Regions from separate parts of the Mus musculus genome. Here region 1 is linked to region 2. A link is a loop called in an ENCODE intact Hi-C map of the cell type or tissue named here. Cell type or tissue: left cerebral cortex. All regions are shown on one strand.

The links. Hi-C counts contacts between places; a loop is a spot of excess contacts. Peaks named below come from ENCODE experiments on the same cell type or tissue, not always from the same donor. Only the 100,000 strongest peaks of a DNase experiment are listed, where the experiment ranks them.
Region 1: it touches region 2 in a loop (2.3-fold over the local background); 2 of 42 quality-filtered maps call a loop at or near these places.

Annotation. Positions count from the first base shown.
Region 1 is chr13:52,357,062-52,365,061 of GRCm38, reverse strand. No RefSeq gene overlaps it. Among named protein-coding and RNA genes, the nearest start is that of Gm33116, 130 kb to the right of the region's middle. In left cerebral cortex, no CTCF peak of the experiment used is centred here; DNase peaks (open chromatin) are centred at 3,421 and 3,610.
Region 2 is chr13:52,432,315-52,440,314 of GRCm38, reverse strand. No RefSeq gene overlaps it. Among named protein-coding and RNA genes, the nearest start is that of Diras2, 95 kb to the left of the region's middle. In left cerebral cortex, no CTCF peak of the experiment used is centred here; DNase peaks (open chromatin) are centred at 1,481, 3,352, 4,005 and 4,986; H3K27ac peaks cover 966 bases.

The sequences.
Region 1 (8,000 bases), 75 kb after region 2:
CCCAATCCCTCCTCCAAAGTCCACTGACAGAAAAAGTTAAGCACACATTTCTGGCATAGGACCCTGGAAGGTTACTTTCAAAGCCTTGCCCAGAGAACACTTGAGATCCTTGGTCACCACAGCTGAGACAGGGGGCTAGGAGGTCAGTGGAGAAGGAGGCTCTTGGGACTATAGTAACAAAGTAGCCATGGCAACAGAAGTCTGGAGCCCTTTCCTGGCTGGCTGCACATAGGAGACAGAGCCTGCATGGGAAAGCATGCTTCATATAAGTGATTTGTAAAAAGGCTACAGGTCTTCCCATGGGTGTCCGACTGCAGTCCGACTGCAGACTGAGGTCCAGGTCTGACACAGTTCCAAGTGTCTGTATTTTTCCTAAACTTAGTAAACTATCGAATTTCCTGTAACTGCCCATGAGTTAAGAGCCACAAGCCCCCAGGGAACCCCAGAGAGTTCCAGTGCTGCCACCTGAGCTCAGAACTCTCTGTACCTGTAGCACAGGGACTGAAAGGAAACATCTGCACTTGCCCCCAGCTGCTTCTTCCACCATGGGACAAAGCAGCCCCATGCTACCATAGTGTCCCTCTATTTCCAAGGTTACTATAACAAAAGTGAATCCCAGCAAACACAACTTAGGAAAGGAAGGATTTCTTTTGGGTCATTTTAGAGGGCTCAGTCAATGGTCACTGGATCCCAGGCTTTCAGTAGAAGGGTGTGGGTGGATTAGAACAGTTCAAGATCTGGGCCAACCAGGAAGCAGACTTCTAGCCAGAGGCTAGTTGTCTTGTGTTCAGCTCCCTTACTCCTGGTTTCTAACCTGTACAATGGTACCACTTATATTTAGAGTAGGTTTCTCCATCAGTTGATAGGCTCAAAGCATGGCACAGCAGAGGTGTGCATCAGTCTCCCAGGTGATTCCAAATCCAGTCCAGGTGATCAGCAGAGATGACCCTATTACCCATTAGCAAAGTCTGATATGGTGGGCCACGTGTAATTTCTTTTCGTACCTTAACGGGAACTTTGATCTCTTCTTCATTTATTCTGCCATCAGTGTTTCTGAAATCAAGGAAGTCTAAGGGTGTTTATAGGAACATTGAGTTTTCCGGTGAGTGGGAGAAACAGCTTGATGTTGGGAGCCAATACCTGGGGAAAGACAATCAAAGCTGGCTCCTCTGTGAGAGCTCAGGACCCGCAGTGAAAAACGGGATTTGGTCCCATTTCTTAAAAGTCTTCCATTCCATGGTGCAGGGCAGTCTTCAAGACCTTTCTTTGTGAATGCCACAGACTTACTAAAAACCTGATACAAATGATATCCATAGCAACCATGCATACATATAATTTCCTTGGTCTATGTTCTAAAACCAGCTACAGAGAGGGGGCTGATGATCCTGTAAATCTAGTTTTGTGAAGATAATTTTACATTTATTTCTTATTTCTTTATTATAATCGGTTTTAAACTTAAGATGTTTATGCACTACTATTGTGGGTCTATGTGCATGATGCGTGTATATAGTTGCCTTGTGCAGTCTGTTCTAGACTTCCAACTGTACTCACGGAGGGAACCCAAGCAGCTATGCTTGCGTGGTATCTTTACCTACTGTGCCATCTTGCTTGCCCAGTTACAACAGTTTCTTCTCTTGTTCTTCCTGCTATTCCTGCATCCTGATGGGTGAACAACATTTAACTTTTTCCATTAGTTAACACAAGTCTTGGTCTTTTTCTTGTCATCTACCATAGCCTGAATTTTTACCTATACCCATTTCCTAAAGATGACAATTGAGTACCCTTGCTTGGCTTATAAAATTCAGTTTGCTTTCACATCCTTATTTGGCTTAGAAATAGAATCGACTATTGACATCTGATCCTTCCTGTCCACCACTAAGTTAGAATGCTGACCTGAATCATGGAATGTCAGTTCAGGGAGGTTTTGGAGATCGGCTGAGCCATCTCTCTCACTGCAATGAGATGCCATGGATCAACATGGGCAGTGTTACTTAAGTGGAGGACCGCCCTTCTAACGTGCTAACAAAACAATTGCAGGGTAGACTGTTAGATGTGGCGCACTTGTGATCAGAAGAATGAGTGTAACTTATCATTTGGTGTTTCGATCATGTGATCATGTGACACAGAAGGTGCTCACATGCCTGTCTCCCTCCCATGCATAAAAGACAGGAAGAGACTGGAAGGAAGAAGCAAGGGTGGAAGTAACAGTTTAGACAGGGAGCAAGCTGCTTCAAGCTGCTGAGTCTACCTATGCCCTGCCAAGGCACTGGGCATGGTAGGGTTCCTACCTGGCACACAATTGTCATCTAACAGAGAAATAAAGAACAATCTGGAAGGAGGCAAGGGCTATTTCTAGGCAAGGACCAGGGAGGATCCTGAGACACGGAGAAAGTGACTTTGTCCTTTCACAGATATGGAACCAATCGTCACCTGGAGGTTTCTGAGTGGCACATCTTCTCACCTCATGACCTGCTTTAAACAACAGATGCATAAAAACGAAGCATAAATCTTAAGCTACTGCGGTAGGCCTTAACCAAAGCCATTAGCCATGTTATAGGAAAAGCTAGCCTGACATCCCCAGCCAGCCACACGAGAGGTCTACTGAAGAGACCTTAAGAGCTCAGCTGACGGGGAGCACTAAACCCAATTTGGGGTGTGAAGTAAAGAGTGTGGGTCTAGCTGATCCCCTCAGCCAGGGGCCAGCCCTTCCCAGGATCTCAAACTCTCTGAGGCCCCAGCTATGGAAACAAGCTCAGCCATCACTCTCAGAGGACAGCAGGGTTATCCTCATTGCTTCTCAACAGTGCCTGGGGTCTTGTGCCAAGGCCAGGACTCTCATGCTTAGCTCTACTCGAATGTGGGCATGTGCACATCATGGTGGCCGCACAATGTCTCCTGAGTGGCTCTGGGCTGTGCCCTGTGGAGAATCCTGTCATATATGGACACGTATATGGAGTTACTAATTCTCACTACAGGAGGATCAGAGAGACTGAAGCCATTTATAACTGCATTTTACAGCTTGCTGGTTTAGGTAGGCTGGCCAGAGTCAGGGGATCCTCTGTCACTACACCTTCAGTGCTGGGATTACAGTTGTATACCACCAGGCCTGGCTTCCTGTTTTGTTTAGCACCCTATGGATTCTACACTAAGAAGCTAGAATTGACAATTTTTAAAAACACTCTTGTTTAACATTGGTTTTTTTTTTCTGATTTTACAGAAAGTATTCTGTTTGTCATAGAATTACTATTTCTGTCTGTGACAAAGTTTCTCTTCTCCTGATGGGTGTGACAGCTTTGCTGTTTCTCTATGTGATATTTAATTAAGAAGGAGAAGGAGAAAGGCAGAGAGCCAACAACACATATACTCATGAGCACATAGTCACACACTATACACTTATGCAAATGCCCTCACAGTTATATACATAGTCACACACACACACACACATGAGCACATTCCTGCAATGCACACACAGTGTTTACCTAGCCACATGACCACAAACAGCACAATCTGGGTCTTTAATCATAGACAGGGAGAGGCTTGGAGACTCGAATTTACATTGAATCTAAGACTCGGTAGATTACATATATTTTTTACATGTTCTTATTGTTTGTTCAGTTGTGACTAAAATCATTTCCTGGCTTCTGGATTTCAGAAATCACGTGCCTCAGTGCAGCTTGAGTGGAGCTAGTTACCATGGGAATTCCGAAGGACTGCCTATATTCTCTCTCCCTCTCTGCCATGAGGAATCTTTCAGCCTGTGTAATGCCATCCAAAAACATACCTTTCATCTCAAAGAAATAAAAGACATGGCTTATACTGGGGCAAAATATAATTAATCATGACCCAGGAACATGATACCCCAAATACAATGTTGTGAAACACAATCAGTTTCATGGAATTTTTTTTTTTTTACAGTAACAGAAAAAGAAAGTTATAAATCAATGTTTAAAAAATACATTGGCGGAACACTGAGTGACAGCAAGAAGGTGGAACTTTGCTATGGGCCTTCAGTGTTGTCTGATGGCATGGTTAGCCCCTTGATTGGTGGGAAACTAGGATTTTGATAAGTTACTACACCCTAGGATAGTAACTAGAACGTTAAGTTGGGCTAGTAGCAGGATGGTAGGTCTGACACAGAGGAAGAGTAAGAATGGCCTTTTAGTGGGCCAAAGACTGTACAAGATAAATTATAATTAGGGTTTGGACCTGCAACATCCCAACCTCTCAAAATCATTTAAATTTCAATCGGTCCTTTAGCCTGTTCAGCTTCTCCCAGGAAGTCTTGCTCACAGTGAATCCTTTAGTCTTCCGGCCTCTTCTCTGAGGTGTGCGCAATCATGTTTGTGCATGAGGAAGCAGAGACCCCAGCAGGCCAGAGGTGGGCTCAGTATCTCACAGGGGAAAGAAAAAGTCACATGGCTTCAGTGCCTTTTAGGGTTTTAAAGACGAATGGCTCTTACCAGAAAATCAGCAGGACCTGTAAGAGCTTTCCCTTACTGCTAGACTTCTTCTCTAGCACATGAATCCTTCCGATGAAAGAAGGACTCGTCTCCAGTTGAGGCATGCATGAAAAGGGTTCTGGATATTGTGGACTCAGAAAGGGGGATATCTGTGGACCAAGAAAAGGGGATATCTGTGGACCCAGAAAAGGGGATATCTGTGGCTTCTCCCTCTCAACACAGATAGAGACAGACCACAGAAACAATTCCATCCAATTCCAGCTTGGTAAATCAATGGTTTTGGAGAGATGCTTGCAGGAACTTGAGTGACCTAGGCACCTGCATGAGGAAAAAGTGCAGACGACAGGCAGTGCCACTGAAGGTGTTCCTTGCAACTAGCAGCTGGTCAGCTGCACCTGTGAAGCCAGGGCAAGGGGGTTCTGTGCCTTATAATTTTAATGAATGTCCCTAGTAGTGTATCAAGTGAGTGTCATGAGCCTCCCTCACCCTCCCTGTGCCCTCCAGGAGGGAGTGTGTCAGTTGGGGGGGGGTGAGGAAAACAGATAGCAGCAAGTGAATAAAGCAAGCCTGGAGCCATCTACTGAGTCTGACTAGCTAGGCTAGAGTCCAGCACCTGGCCTTCTGGAACTCCAGATTGTTCTCTAAGTGTCAGGATGGAATTTATATGGACTATCAAAGATGGAACCTCTAAGGTGGAACTCTAGATGAAGAGGGCAAACAAATTGTTCTTCCCAAAACAAATTCCCTTGGAGGTGGGTTTTGCTTCATCATTAAAATGAGCACAACCACACCGTGTATGAAAATAGAAATTCTGTCTTTTAATATTTTTTTCTTGCTTATAGTTGCTCTCAAGATTTCATTTTGTAAAATTCATTTTTTTCTTTTCTCTATCACACCATCTTCAATGGTGTCTCCAAACTGTTGTTCACCACATTTCTTCCAGTCATGTAGCCTCCCTCAGCCCTGAAGCAGGCTGATCCAGACTTTGACCTTGCTGCCACTGAGAAGGAGATTATCTAAGGTGGAGCCTTCCGACCTAGATGGCTCTTTTGTTCTGTCAACTGCCACTGCACTCTCCAAGACACTGCTACCTGCTGAGAAGCCCCTGAGACATTCAGGAGGAACATCCTATTCTGCACATCGCCTACAGGCTGGCTCCAAACACCAAGAATGGCAGGGGATGGGCCTTCCCCTTTTATAAGGACACTCTCTTAGTAAACTGGCGGGCCTTGAACAGAATCATGTCTTGGTCTCCATTAATCTCTCGCTGTCTACGTCTCTTTCAGCCCCAGCCTGCCTCCCAGGTGTACCCGGTTCAAGTAGGCCACAGGCCGGCATACAACACAGTCAAATATATTAAGAAAGCGTTCAAACAGCTTTATTGGCCTGAGAAGTTCGCTCAGCCAATAAAGTGCTTGCCTCTCCAGCAAGCATGAGGCCCTGAGCTCAATTCCCAGCACACACATACAAAGCAAGGTTTGGAGGTATGTGTGTTTAATCCAAGTGTAGGGGAGGTGGAGGCAGGAGGATCCCTGGAGCTCATTGGTCAGTCAGCCTACCTACTTAGGAAACTCCAGACTAATGAGAGATACTAAAACAAAATTGAAATGGTTGTCACCCTTAGACCAACAGTGAAGATTGTCCTCTGACCTCTACAGACATATGCAAACATGTGCACATGCACCCATGTGAACTATCCCCCTATACACACACACACAAGTACAAGCTACCAGAGAAGGAAAAAATGGCATATACTTGAAGTTGTGAATTCAGTTTTTAAAGCAAATGATGTTCTGGGTCCCTGCTGTAGGACAATGGCTAATTCAGGAGGCAAATGAAGCAGAAAATAGAGGAGAGGATAAAAATGTCTGTGTTGTGGAGTTTATGCTCTGAAGAATGAAGCAGACTATAAATGAGAGACAGGCAACAACTGGGATTGGAGATGAAAGGAGACGAGAAGGGAGGGTTTCTGGGAGAGCACCCAGTGAGGAGGTCACGGAGAGACCCAAAGAAAGTACATTTACCTGAGCTTTCAAGCAGGAATCTGAATTACTCAGACCCATAACGGGCAAGGGAGAGGGAGGAAATGCAGAAACATCCAATGAGGCCTCTTGAAACAACAGACCTCCTGTTAGGGCCAATGGTCAGCCAATGAGGAGTCTTGCAACAACAGACATCCAGTTAGAGCCAAAGCTCAGTGCAGTAGAGGAAGCAACAAAAGGCCTGGTAGAATGGTTGGGGGAGGGAAGGGGGGAGACTGAGTCACCTTGAGCCTTACAGATGCCCTTTGAAGACTTGCTTTTCCTATAGTGTCATGCAGAGGTAAAGCTCAGAAGCCCTGACTCTGAGACCAGATGTCTGAGCTTCCACCCCACTTACCCTACTCCCAAACTGGCAGGGTTTTCTGCCACAGCATCAGAGGCTACAGAGGCATCTTGTGTGCTTGTCCCTGCGCAGATGTTTTGGACCGGGTATGTGTGGGTGAAGGGTAAAATAGCAAAGCCATGAAAACTTTGAACTTTGGTGAGATTGCCCTGTGTTACTATATATATATATGCTATGTGCTATCCTAGTACAAAACTAGGCCTAAGGCTGGAAGCTTCTAGCCTCTGTACAATCTTTTCTGGGCCTAGAATGCTTTCAACCTCTGAGACTTATTGCTAAATATTGCTAAAATAAGCTCATCCTTTCTAGCTCTTTCTGAACTCTGGCTGGTGGGTCAACTCAGCTGTTCTGGCTCAAAACTCCTCTCCATACTAACTGATTCAAACTGGCTTCTTTCAGCTTCTGACTGAATTGTTCTGCTTGACCTCATAATAACTTTCACAATCTGTTCTAATCTTCTGGACCTTTATTATCTGGCTCATTCTGTCTTCATCTGTGCCTAGCTTCTTCTCTCTCTACAACCTGTCTCTGTACAAGTGTCCCAGTAAAAGTGCCCTCTCTCTCCTCTGTACTGTTCTCTCTCAAGTCACCTCTCCTCTTCTCTCTCTCTCTCTCTCTCTCTCTCTCTCTCTCTCTTCTCTCTCTCTCTCTCTCTCTCTCTCTCTTCTCTCTCTCTCTCTCTCTCTCTCTCTCTCTCTCTTCTCATGAGAGTTAAACATATGCTATTCTGTCAAATCTTTCTCTGGTTCATCACTTTGTCTGCCACTCAATTAGACTTTCAAACATGGGTGTTTCCTTATACAAACTAAATTTACCTTCATCGTTTGGGATTAAAGGTGTATGTCTGTATTCTAGCCAGAAGAATTAAAAGGTGTGTGCTAAGGCTAAGGCATACCACGCTAGAAACAAATGTTTTCCAGTAAGCAACATGGGATTCATGGTGTATGTAGTCTAATATCCTGCAACAGCCTACAGTTTGTGGTTGAGTTGGTCTAACAATAGTTGACTTGCAACCAAAAGGTCAAAAGGTTGTTTGGTCCATGAGGCTGGATATCCCAGATGGTCTCTAGTCTACATTGGAAGTTGAAAGAAGTAGATTCTAATAACAGTGAAGGCATGTTTCCGCAGCAGGCTAAAACCAGTCACTTCCTCCTT
Region 2 (8,000 bases):
GGACTGGCTTTTACCAGAGAGCCAAGCTTGGGTTCTTGTGTTTGCATTGTTAGCCTTTAACCCACTGAGCCCAGTCTCCATTTATTCTTTCAAACCAATCTGCCCAAGCATCCAGTCAGGGACAGGGCTGCAGCAAGCCCCGGTGGAATGGGTTTCAATTGGAAGGAGGCAGACATGTATGTTGATCTCAGCTTTGCCATGTCCTCGGTGTGTCCTCACAGCAGGCATTGCTTTTCATCCTGTGCTTCTGTCTTCTTTTCTGCAAAACGACACTGGCCAGAGGACCGAGTGTATCACCAGCTCTTACCATGGGTTAGGCGGACTCTTACAGAAATTTAGAGATTTAATGAGTACCTAGATGATGATGTGTAGATGCCCCTCAACACCAAAGACCCTTTGGAATGTAGAAAGCATTTCCATCTCCCTGGGAGAACAATGTGTGTAAGATTGCTGTGGGGCTTGCTCATATTATCCTATGTACATAGATATGTACGTAATCTGACCCATATTTTAAAATGTAACATATGAGACTGGAGAGATGGCTCAGCAGTTATAAGATCTGAACACTGCTGCCCTTGCACAGGACCCCAGTTTGCTTCCTAGTGCCTACATCAGATGGCTGACACACTTCTGTGTCTATAGCTCTGGAGGACCTGACTCCCTCTTCTGGTCTTGAAGTATAACATGTGCATCTGCACACACACACACACACACACACACACACACACACACACACCTCACAATTTTTAAAATAGTAAATATTTTTAAAGCTGCAAACGAAGGGAAAAGTGCCAAATAACACTGACAAATCTTTAGCATTGATTTTTAGCCCCATATTTACAACCATAAAGAAGAAGAACATTTTTAGTAAAAATGATGAATAGGCATGCCGACTATCCATTTCCCTTCTAAAATGTAAAAAAATGATCTGAGAAATAGGGACACGTGACTGTCGCATTAGAGACAATTTTTGGGTCTGAAGATGATTTTGCCACTCCTAGGCAAAATCAATAGGGGAGTAACAAAACACAGCAAGCTAAGCAGAACCACAGAGCACATTTTCTCACCAGCTGTGTAAACGATTGTTAGCATAGAGGCAGGAAGAAATGAAAAAAAAAACGATTTTTTTTTCATCAAGGATTTTTCATCAAGGATATTTCATCAATACCCATGTTTGAGCAGAATTCCTAGAGCAGAAAAGATTATAAATAAACCATGGGTTTAAATAATGTGTCTCACGGGCAGCTGATAAGCTGGCATGGTATAAAAAGCCACAGAGTAATGAATGCCATTTTGAGAATCATGAACAATGTGCACACGGAGGTCCCCCGTTCCTGAAATCCAAACTCTGTATCACTGAGCGTCAGTCCTGGGGGAGGGGCACCCCAAAAGGTATTAAAGCAGCTGCCACTTTGTGCTCAGCAGTGTCTAGGAGCAGTGAAGCTACTGTGACATTGTTGGCAAACTCAGTGATGAAGGATGGCGTGGGTTATTGTGTGAGTCAGGGTTCTCTAGAGTCACAGAACTTATGGGTAGTCTCTATACAGTAAGGAAATTTGTTGATGACTTACAGTCTGTAATCCAACTCCCTACAATGGTCAGCAGCAGCTGTGAATGGAAGTTCAAGGATCTAGCAGTTGCTCAGTCCCACAAGGTAAGCAGGCAAAGGAGAGAAAGAGAGTCCATCTTCTTTATTCCAGTGTCCTTATGTAGGTCTCCAGCAGAAGGTGTGGCCCATATTAAAGATGTGTGCCACTACGTCTTTAATCCCCAATGACCTTGAACTTAGAGATCTTCCTGTCTTAATCTTGTGGAATTCATAGCCACTATGCCTCAAGATCTCTATGCCAAGATCCAGGTCAGAAACTTGTATGTCCCAGCCTCCAGATTAGGATCACTGGTGAGCCTTCCAATTCTGGATTGTAGCTCATTCCAGATACAGTCAAGTTGACAACCAGGAATAGCCACTACAGCTATATATACTCTTCTGGGTGACCCCAAGGGAGTGCATGACCCAGAAAAGATGAGGAAATAGGTGTTTTTAGAAAAGTCTTGTTGTTTTTGATGTGTCATAGTTTCTGTTGGTGTAATAATATATTCAGAAAAGGCAACTTAAGAGAGTTAGCTCAGAGTCATAGGTGAGAGCCCATTATTACAGGTAAATCACAGAATGAGCCGCAAAGACTTGAGAGAACTGGTCACTTTACATCCACTAACCATTCAGAGACCAATGAACTACTGCATGCCCACTAGTACATAACTCCCTCTATATACTCACTCAGTTCAGGACCCCAGGCCCAGGGAATGGTGCCACTCACAATGGGCAAAACTTCCTACATTTAATATAATTAAGACAGTCCCTCACAGACATTTTCAGAGGCCCTACTTCCAGAAAATTCTAGATAGACAATTAAAAGTACCATCGCATGATAGTATTCAATAATTTCTGATTTATTTATTGGAAATTTGTATATCGAAACAAAAAAATTAGAATACATGTGCATAGTGGTTTTTTTTCCAGAATGTTACAATATTAAATATCACTCACAAGTTGTAAGAACATGAACCTTTCCAAAGGGGATAGTCAACAAGTACTTTATGCAGGATGCTACAGACAATTTCACAGAGATACAAAAGGCACCCTAATGTGGAAACACATTGCATACTATCAGATGTGATTTGAAATCCACAAAGAGTGAATTTAAGGAGCTCAGCAGTTAGTGCTGAGTCCAGTCCAGGCAAGGACTGGAGCTTAGTTCTCAGCACCCAAGTCAGGAAGCTCCAGGTTCAAGAATCTCACAGCTCTGCTGCCTCCTCAGACATCATTATACATGTGATGTGTGTGTGTGTGTGTGTGTGTGTGTGTGTGTGTGTGTCTGTGTGTGTGTGTGTGTCTGTGTGTGTGTGTGTGTGTGTCTGTGTGTGTGTGTGTGTCTGTGTATGTATGACAAAGGCACACAGACACACAGATTCACACAGACACATACACGCATACACACACTCAAACATGCAAATAAAAATTTTTAAAAGAATTTAAAGATCTTTATCAATTTAACAAGACTTCAGAGATTATTAATGCATCAGTAAGTGCCAAAGAACTTGTTAACCGTTTGTAGGCCTTCAAACAATTTTAAGTACAAGCGATGATATCAGGTTAAGCCACCTTGCGATCACTATAGTAGCAGAAGGTTTTTGTATTTAGGGTTTCCACACCCACTCACTTGGAAGGAAGCAGTTGCTTATTTAGAAGGTTTCTAACTCTGCATTGAGCTAAAGATGGCTGAAGTGTAGGAGGTGGTTGCTAAAATCAGCAAGAAAGAGAAGCAAGTGCAGTAAAAGAAGGGAATCTGAGATTCCATTTACCAGATGGGAACAAAATACCAAGTTACTAGAAATACATAGAATGCAGGATCTCGCGGACAGACGTCAGCAGTGAGCTGCTTCGAAGGCATCTCCCATCCTTTGGGTCTCGGCGCTAAAACCCTCTGTGTGGCAATGCTGCTGATGTGTGTTGTCACTGTCGCTTGCTGGATCAGATGAGAGGCTGCCTCTGTCCAGCAGTCCTTCCTCAGCTGACCACCCTAGCCTTGCCCTACAGTCTCTGCCTGAATTCTCTGTCACCACATGTCACACATGAAGAGATGCACTCCTCAAATGTGCATGCAAGATGGTAATGAGTAAAAAGAACACGCCTAGGCCTGTCTCAGTAAGTTCAGAAAGCCTAAGCCAAGTGAAACCTGGTGAGGAAGAAAGCAACTCCTATCTAGAGAAATAAAGATAAGGATTAAAACAGAGTTCGCAATAAAAATCACTGCAGCCAGGAGTGGGTAGATGGGGTAATTTTGCTATTTCTCTGTGGAGTCCTACAATTGTATAGCCACAAAACCGTGTCTTCCAGGGGGAGAAAAAGGATAGAGATCATCATCAAAATGAGAGAAGAGAGAGTCTCAGTATGGTTGCCTCATACAAACGTTAAGTTCCCAGATGAGTGCTTTGGGGGGTGGAGTGGTGGTGGGAGCAAATCAAACCCTTTAGAGGAGAGCTGAGAGTGGACCAGGAATGGTGGGGAAAGCTGTCCTCTGTCTCTTCTCCCTGTGCATGATGCTGCCTCACACTGACAAGAACACTCCGGAAGGCTGATTTACTGAGTAAGAAGAGGCCAGACTGAGATAGACACATAACTTTCCTGAATCCCAGTCTAGTACTTAAAAGACCCTTTTGTCTGTCACCTCCTATCGAGTCCCTGGGAAATGGCATGACTAAACGATTACCCAGAGCCAGTCAGAAACGTGGGGAAGAAGATGGACACACTGCCTGGTGTGTCCACAGAAAAAGTTGCTTTGTGCTACCATTGACAACCTCACCCCAAAATAGGACTTGCTAGAATTGGAAGTCAGCTGAGCTAGTGAACTGTAGGACTATAGATGTCCCTCACGTGCCATGGGGTGTCTTGGAAATGGAGTGTCTAGTCACAGTATCTCAGGGTCAGTGAGGGGCCACCAACCTTCAAGCCCTCGGAATAAGTTTAAAGCAAAGGTGATTGAACCCCTCATTGCGTAAGCGTGTACTGTGAATATAGAGACGATGGGGTCTGTAGTAGTAGTGAGTTATGAGAGAGCGGTAGAGTCCTAGTGAGAGGCCACTGAAGCAGTCTGGAGGTTCTCTCTCTACCATGTCCTGACCCAGGTGAGCACAGACTTCTTGAGTCTGTTGTTCCTGTTGTTAGGCAGTTTGAGTTTATAAAAGTTAAAACGTCATCCTGAAAGTTTGAGGTGAAGGGTTTTACAGCATCCCATGAGTCTGAATGTGTATTCTCCAGCAGGGAATCCTGTCTGGGGAGGTCACAAAACCCTAGGGCTGTGGAACACTGCAGGAGGATAACTGGGTAAGTAGATGCAGTAGGAGCCTGCCAAAGTCATGTGACTATCTTTTTTCAGATCCATCTTCCCAAGTCACAGCTCCTCCCATTGCCAAGCCTTCCCTGTTTTCTGAGAGCTGGAGAGAAGAGCAAGCCTTTCTCCCTTAAGCCTTATCTTTTGAAGATGTGCTCAAGGCAGTGACAAAGGCAATGCCGTCCCTGGTGCTTTGTAGGCTAAGTTAGGAGTGATCTCAGCATGTCTCTTCAGCAGAACAGCTTGAGGAGCATCGGCTGTCAGTGTTCTATTTGGCCTAGGAGTAAGATCTATTATTCAATCAGTTGGTCTTGGGATGTCCTTGTCAGGAAGATGGTATCACTCTTTCCATCTGGTCCTTATACTGATCTCTTTAGATGTTTTGTATCATACTGACTGCATGTCACCCCCAGATGTAGCGGCAGGAAGGCAGCAGGTGGTGTGTGTGTAATAGCCCCTAGATCAATCTGTTTTGTGAATCTAGTCATCACCTTCTCTCAAGACTGTCAGTCCTCTGGATTTCAAGTTTGCCCTAGGGTTTCCGTGCATCCTACTCATTTATTGATCTGTGTCTTCTCGATGGTAATTGGTCATGGGTTTCTTGGACTTATTTCATCCTTTCAAACCTCCAGCTCTTTGTTTCTTTGGGCTTTGTTTCGTCCTCTTAGAGTGCACTTATTTCCAATTCCAGTTTCTCTCATGCTTTGTCATAACATAACTGCTTTGGGGTTTGGGTTGGTCTTCTTATCTCTGACCCCAAGATTCATTATTAGGGTGTTTGAGAGAGCTATGGTTCTCATGGTGCAGGACCTGATTGCTTTAAACTTACCTCCTAAACCTGCCTTTTTATTTTTTATTTCTGGCATCACATGGAGGTGTCGTTCCCCACCCGAGAAGGTGGGGCACATAGAGGAGGAATGTCTATTCGTGGATATCTGGAATGCAGGTTTGCTACCAGTATCCATGGAAACAGGCTCCATCCTGTCCACCTCCATCATTGAGCACCCTGTATATGACTTGGGCCACATGGCAGAAGAAAACTTGCAAACTTGAGGGACTAATGGGCCCATTTCTCCTGTTGCTGAGGCCAACAGGAAAAAGGGTGCGGTCACATACCTACAGAAAGACAGTGTGTTTTTAAAGGTTCTGTCACTCGAAGGCCCTGCATGTCTCCCCATCCTCCCTTTCCCACTTAGGAGGTCAGGAAGCAAACTTGCCCTGCCCATGTTCCTGGTAAATGAAGAAGGAAGCAGCAAGGGTTCCTCTTGGTCCAGCTCACCTGGTTCATAAAGCTGCCGGATGTCAGCTGGTCTGGGAACTCTGCCCCACAGGATGATGGTGTAGAGTCTAAGATAGGAAGACTGGTATCTCCATCACCTTCAGTCACACAGACCTCAGTGCATTGTGGTTATTGGAGGACACCAATTGTGAATGATCCTGGGGCCACAGCGTGATGCCAAGGCTACTGAGAGCATCAACAGGACTAGAGGTATGAATGAGATTGACCTGCAGCCCAGTGAAAGAACACAGGATGCTATGGACTCTATTCACCCTCCTCAGTACAAAAACACCAAAAGTGAAAATGGCAGGGATATGTACTTTGAAGAAAAATCAACTGGTCTTACATCCAACAAGGACCAGCCCAGGGTGTGGTGAGGGTGGGGGGGTGGCCATGAGCCTCTAACAACAACAGAAGGGGCTAGAAGGGGTAAGGAGGCAGATTAGTCATTATTTAGCAGTTGCTACCTTACCTCCAAATAAAGACAACACAACCTCTGGGTCAGAGATGACAAGGCATGGAAAATGGAGTCTTCAGGGAAACGCAGTAGGGAAGGCAGTTTGCCGATGACACGCTGCACCCGTGTAGAGGACATGACCCTGAAGATGTCTGTGACCCTAGAAGGAGTGGTCTCGAGCATGCCCCATTATGTGGATTCTGAGAAGGGTGGGCTAGAAGCAGACAGTAGAGGATGTTGTCAGAGTCTGGGGAGGAAGTCAGGAAAGCTCAGTGAGAGGTTCAGATTGGAAGGATCGTGCAGAGAACTATGGAACCACAGGGCAGGCGGCTCTGTGCTAAGACCTTCCACGTCACACCACTAACAGTCTGCTTGCTTCTTTTCCAAGGTCTAAAGAACAGGTCCAGATCTATGGTTCCAGAACCAAGGGTCTATGTTTAGCCTGATGTGGTTTTTAAGCCACAGGAGGAAGCCAGGCTAAAACTTGAGGAAGCTGTGTGCCCCAAAACCTGTTGTTAGCTGTAGGACACCTCTGACAATCAGGGAATAAGCTCTGCAACCCCTCATCTCCCTGCAAAGTGAGCTCCGTTTAAATTAGCTCCCCAACTACTTACACTCATAGTTCCCACAGCACTACTGGCTGGATAGAAAAGTCAGCCATATTATGAACAGACAGCCATCAGCCTCTGATCTCCACATGATAGAACTGTTTCCCATGTGACCTGGGGTCTTCAACAGCATAACCTCTCGTTTCCATCAATATTCTCAATGGCCAGATGCAAAGAAGTGCGGGCATATTTCTCAATGAGAAGGTAAAGAGGCACAGGGAAGGGGGGGAGGGGAGGGGAGGGGAGGAGATGGGCAAGTGAACATGTCAAGAGAGAAGAGAAAAGCAGTAAGAAAGAGAGAAGGAAAGGGCATGAAGCTGGGGGAAGGAGGAGAGACTGTCCAAAGGAAATTCCTGTCTGACAGTCTAGAAGAAAGTGACTCACATGCTAGGTTGGTGCAGGAGCCATGGAGCAGGAGGACCAGGAACAAACTTCCCTTGAAAGGAGAGTTAGGGGCAGCAGAGAATGGGGACCCAGGTGGAGAAGACTGTGTGGTCTTGGTGGTTTGTCTTGGTGGTTGCGGTTTACACTAAATGCATCACTTGGATGCTGCCTGGGAGATTGGCTCCTGTTCTGGGATGCTGAGGCAGGGTGTGGCTGCAGAGAAGAGAAGCCACACCCTTCCTAGGAGCCTCTTCCCATGCCTGCTTTACCAGGTACTTGGGTTGTTCTGGTAACATTGTGTCTCTGACTTACCAGCTTCCTTCCTCCAGGCAGCCATAGTGATGTCTTCCTTCCTGCGGAGTCCCAATATTTGTGTTATT